Regions from separate parts of the Homo sapiens genome. Here region 1 is linked to region 2. The links are chromatin loops, found by intact Hi-C in ENCODE. Cell type or tissue: PC-9. All regions are shown on one strand. Each heading gives the region's core, and the rest is flanking DNA. Links, peaks and the distances in the headings are about the cores only. Region 1 overlaps LINC02981 (long intergenic non-protein coding RNA 2981). Region 2 holds the start of LOC105375202 (a long non-coding RNA gene).

Region 1 (2,816 bases), core at 299-2,798, 60 kb after region 2:
GTTCAGCCTCTCCTGCAGCCCAAGGCTGCTGCCCGCATTCACTCACAGGTGTGGTTCCTATTGGACAACTCTCCAATAGGCCCCCTGGACACAATCTTATTTCAGAGTCTGCTTCCTGGAAAATCTGACATGCCACAATGCTCCCAAAGTCCCTTGGGTGGAGGATTTCATAATGAACAGCCAGGGAGGAAAGACTTTCAGAATGTAAGAGAGAACAATGCGTGACAACCACACCACTGATGTAAATTCAATCTCCAGTCTCCATGACCAGTTCCCCCTCCTGCTCTCCTGGGTGGGTTGGGGGAAGAAGGTAGCTATAGATGTGGTTACAATAAGGTATAGGCTAATGAAATGGTTGAGCCATATTTTTTTTTTCTAGAGTGTCATCACAATCTGAAAATACCATTATCTGTCTGACCCTGAAGGCTTTAATCCATTCTTGGGCAAATTTCTGTGTTTTGGGGGAAATCTAAAAATGAGCCTGTGGAGAGGCATGAGGACTGGTTTATGAGTAGGAGTGGTTAGTCGATCACCTGTTGTATGTGCTTTGAATTAAATGATATAATTCTCTTGCATTATATCCAAAATTCCAATAAAGATCTGATATTTGAGTTTTGAAAAATTCGTCTGTTATCCATATGCAAAAATGATAAGGTGATAGTTTAATACCTTATCAATGACTGGTTGTGGGCTAGCTTAGAGCAAGGGAATGCTTAGAGGGGAGCGGGGATGTGGGTGTGCGGGAGCAGGGGGTTTGTAGGATGAGGTGGCGGGGACAAAGACAAACAACACCTGTTTTTAATTTCTTAGCTGAATACTGTGATGGTATGAGCTCAAACAATGTTTCCCAAAATGCAGTGCCCATATCCCTGGTGAAACCAAAGGGGATAGTAAATGCTACACAAAAAAATTACTGTTTTCATCGTTGTGAATTTGTTACAGTTACCTTCTATTATGGCAAATGTTTTTGGTCTTCTATGTATAGGTAGTGATAAAAAGGTTTCTTTTAAAATAAATTTATTTAAATACAAAATAATTGCTTAAATTAAATATATAGTAGTACAAGTGGCCTTCAGTTAAAAAAATCACAATGGTGGTATGTGAATGATGAAAGTGTGGTTATAAAATCTATTGGCTCCAGAATCAGAGCAGAGAGTTTGCTATCTAGCACATTGTGGAAACTTAGCAAATAGTATATAAAATGCCAAATAACACCATCTAGGCTGCATGTCAAATTGTTAAAACTGCTAACATTTTTGCTGTTTTTGTTGTGTTCCTAACTAAGCTAGTTTTTCCCTCTGCTAAATATTGAGCAGAATTGTTTGAGGACTTTGAGTGTCTAGCATGTTTGCACGGTTGATGAGATTTTGTTACTTATCATGTCCATGTCCATATATTATTGCCCATGAATTACACACCCAACATGTATCAGATATCACTAAAGCCCATTAATGAAACATAAAAAGCTAGAGAATTTAAAGGGAATTGGGGCAGCAGGGGGCTGGAAATCTTCTAGTCTGGAAGATTTCCAGACTAAATATAGAAGCACTTTAAGAACCTTGAGACAACTAGTGGTTTCAAACTTTTTCAGTCACAGAACATTCTGTTCAAATAGTAATAGATCTTACTAAGAAGCCCCTGAGTGCCATGGAGAAAATGATGAAGAACTGCTTGGTTGGAGAGGTGGGGCAGGGGGGTGCTGAGAACAGGAGAGTCCCGCAGGTGATACACAAATGAAGTGTCCCTTCCTCTTTCTGCCAGTGCCCACATCCCACCCAGTTCCAGCCCACCCCTGAGGCTCTTGGGGTGTGGCACACTGTTTGAAAACCTAACCTGAAACAGTTTTCCTTCTTATTCCCTCTGCAACTGTCATTTTGTGTCTGCGGTGTGGTCAATGGGCTTTTATTTTATGGTATGACACAGTGACCGCATACTATCTCTCAGAGCACGACAGATGTGTCTTGCCCAAGGGCGCATATATATATATATATGTATGTGTGTGTATTGAGGGGAAAAACAAACAAATGACCTAGACTATAAGCTCTGTCAGGGCCTGGAGTTTCTGGCTTGTTCATCATTGTGTAGCCCTGGCACTTAGAAAGTCTCCTGGTTCACACTGAATGAACAAACAAAAGAATGAGTAGAAAAGATAAGTTAGTCATCGATAAATTTTGAAAAATGGAATTAATGGGTCAAAAGGTGTGCACATTTTCAAATCTTTTAGTGAATGAGTTTCTTATGAAGACCAGCTGGGGCAGTGGGAGAGGCCATAGTAATCTAAATGTGGTGAGCCCTGCAGGGGATAGTGCCTGGGGTGAGGCAGTAGCGAATGACACAGAAAAGAAAATGCAAATTTGAGATGCTCAGAGAAGAAAGTAAGAATACTAGTGATGGGTGGGTTTGGGAACCTGCGAGACTTGAGCCAAAAGCACTTTTGGTTTGGATCACAAAGATGCTGTGTGAAGGATTGGAAATACCATGGTAATCCTTCACAAAGCCAGTCAGAAGCTTAGCTCAGGGCAGAAGCCAAGTGTTGGCTTAAAAGACATAACTCAGCAGCCTGTGAGGCAGCTCTGGGTGCACCATGCCATGGAGGAGCAAGCAGGAATGGCTGCATGCCCAACAGCTGCCCTGCTGAGTCTGCCGAATCTGAGCCTCAGTCACTGGGCTGGGACGAGTGTGCTCCTGTCATACATGTACAAAGTGTCCCCACCTCTCCTGAGGCTCCTCCCTTCTCCACCTCTCTGAGCCATCCCGCAAGGCATTGGGTGTTTTCCACCTATTCCCTAAGCTTTTCCAGAAAGCCTAGCCCTTGG
Region 2 (2,816 bases), core at 30-2,529:
GGCATTAAGAGTTCACCTGGGCTCACACCCTCCCTGCTGAAAGCCCTTCCAGTACATCCAGTGGTTTTCTTCCCACTTCCGGGGTTAATTGTGAGGCTGGCATTTTCTGTCTGGGTCATTTGTACCCCTAGATTCAGCCCCAGTTTCTGGCCCCTGATGGAGTCACCTTAGAATCAGAGGTGAAGGTGGGGAACAGAAAACCTCAGGCCTGGCCCTGATCCTCTTGCTGGTGGAACAGTCATAGGAACCATATCTTGGCTTTTCATAAAATGTTGATATTTTGGAATTTATTCCACATAATCTATTTTGCAATATTTTAATACAATTTTAAAATATTTTCATTGCAATTACTACTCTCTGTTTAGAATATTAAAAAATTTCACCCAGAATATGGTCTTTTTTCTCTCTCCAAAAACTTCCTCATGTTAGCAATTAAATAGAAGGGGAAAATTAACCAAACTGAGAGATATATTTACTAAACACTTGAAAATGTCCTGCTGTTATATCTTAAGGCTTATTAAGGGGTAGAAGCAGGATTTTTTAAACCCTGGGTGTTGCACCTATTTCCCATGTGTATTTACTTATTTTTACAGTCAAATAAATTCCACTTCCAAATGTGGAAGTGACTTAGTGTTGGATTCCTTTAATGCCCTTCTGATATGGTTAGGTATTGTGCCTCACCCAAATCTCATCTTGAATTGTAATCCCCATAATCCCCACATGTCAAGGGAGAGACCAGGTGGAAGTAATTGGATCATGAGGGCATCCTCCATGCTGTTCTTGTGATAGTGAGTGAGTTCCCACGAGATCTGATGGTTTTATAAGGGGCTCTTCCCACTTTACTCGGCACTTCTTCTTCCTGCTGCCTTGTGAAGAAGAGACCTTGCTTCCCCTTTCACCTTCCGCCATGATTGTAAGTCTCCTGAGGCCTCCCCTGCCATGCTGAACTGTGAGTAAATTAAACCTCTTTCTTTATAAATTACCCAGTCTGGGGCAGTTCTTTATAGCAGTATGAAAATGGACTAATACACCTTGTCTTCAGAAAGACTTTCCCTAGATGCTCAGCACACCTGCTAAATTTCTCCAGTGTGTTGACATTAGAGCAGCCTTGTCCAATAGAGCTTTCTAAGATGATGGAATGTTCTATGTCTGCACCATTCAATACGGCAACTACTAGCCACGTGTGGCTATTGAGCACTTGAAATGTGGCCAGTGTGACTGAGGAACTGAATTTTTTTTTTAGCTTTAATTAAGTGTCAATAGCCACACATAGCTAGTGGCCAGCATACTGGACAGGTCGAATTTAGAAACTCTTCTTTCTGCCACTGTTGACTATGACAAAAGAATGAGTCATAGAGAGGAATGGACTTCTCCCATTCTACTGGGGCAGCCTGGAGAACACTTGGGCTTCGAAGACCACTTCCCTCTGCTCCCCAGGGCCTTCCCCACTGGCTTCAGAGGCGTGACTGAGGGCAAGAAGGAAGAGCCAAGATTCTGTCTACATGTGTGTGAGTTCAGTCTCTTTATTTCCAGCATCTTATTTAAAGGCCACATGCCAAGTATCAATAACAAGCTGGGATCATAACAGTCCTATCCATGCTGTTTTCTAAATTATTGTTTATAGCTTCTTTAATTCTCCATGAAGATGATGAGTCTGTGGAGAATCTTTTTGCAAAGAACAAAAAGCAGAGATCTCTGCGTAAATTACCAGTACCCAAATGAGATGCCTTTTACCACACAGCCTATTCTGCTCACATGTGTTGTTTTGTTGGGGGAGCCTTTTCTTCCCTGCTTTTTTGGTGAGTTGCCACCATTTTGTTCTACAGGATCGACAATGTTAATTCTCATATTGTACATTGTGCCATCTCTCCCTGAACTTTATTGATGTTTTGAAGCAAAACAACCATTTACTCCTCTCCTAAAGATTCCAGTTAATGAGGTGCGCACAGGTGAGCAAGGTGTTTGTATGAAGAAATAAACCCATTAAATAAAAATTATATGAAGAGATGAGCTAGGAGAAAAGGCATACTTGTGTGTTTGTGTGTATGTGCCTGCGTGTGTCTTAGAGGTGCCTGTCAAAGCTTTCTTCTCATACACAAAGATAGAAATATGGAAATCAGAATGAAAAATAAGGGGAATTGGGTTTAGAGCAGCCTCTTAAAATTTGTGCTGTTTCCAGGCCCCTTTGCAGAGCGCCAGCCATTTCCAGGGAGGCACAGTGGTAGCATTTCAGTGCCGTTCTGCTCAGGAAAGACGACCAAACAGCCCTCCTGCCCTCACCTTTGCACACCACACATCTCAGCTTCAACTCGCCATCACGGTGGTCCCAGGCACGGTCGCTGCAACATCAGAAGGGCGGCATTTCAGCAAGCATTTGTTTTTGGGGTAGGGGTAGTGGTAATTACCAGCACATGATTATTTTATTTTGTCTGAATTATTTACAATGGAAGGAAGCAGTTTGGAGGGAAGGGGATATTAGGGAATGAGTTCAATCCCACTTGCATTGATTCTACCCAGAGCAAGAAGAGCAAGCCTATTGAGAAGAAAAATCACTTCCTTTTCTTCCTCTTTCCTCTCCACCCCTAAGTCTTAGAAATAAATAAATAATGCAAAGAAAAGCCCTGGGTGGCTGCATGGGAGGGGCCAGTGGCTGGGTGTCTGTGGCCTTCACTGAGGACTCACTTCCATTATTACATCGGGTCCTGGGCTGGAGCGTTCAGTGGTTCAATTCTTGCTCCCCAGCACTCATCTTGCATGTTGGTGCATAATGAACACCACGTATGGATTGAAATCCCATTTACAGGATGTTCAGTTAC

What was found. A loop is a pair of places that touch in the nucleus more often than their neighbours do. Peaks named below come from ENCODE experiments on the same cell type or tissue, not always from the same donor. Only the 100,000 strongest peaks of a DNase experiment are listed, where the experiment ranks them.
Region 1: a loop joins it to region 2, with 14 times the contacts of the local background. A loop is called at or near these places in 1 of 110 quality-filtered maps.

Annotation. Positions count from the first base shown.
Region 1 is chr7:26,488,172-26,490,987 of GRCh38, forward strand. All of the region lies in intron 1 of LINC02981 (long intergenic non-protein coding RNA 2981), which reads left to right. Among named protein-coding and RNA genes, the nearest start is that of KIAA0087, 49 kb to the right of the region's middle. In PC-9, for the core only: no CTCF peak of the experiment used is centred there; no DNase peak of the experiment used is centred there.
Region 2 is chr7:26,428,026-26,430,841 of GRCh38, forward strand. All of the region lies in intron 1 of LINC02981 (long intergenic non-protein coding RNA 2981), which reads left to right. LOC105375202 (a long non-coding RNA gene) reads left to right here and starts at 969. Exons shown (of 3, transcript XR_927126.3): 1 at 969-1,508; 2 at 1,827-1,949; 3 at 2,180-2,816. In PC-9, for the core only: no CTCF peak of the experiment used is centred there; a DNase peak (open chromatin) is centred at 1,316.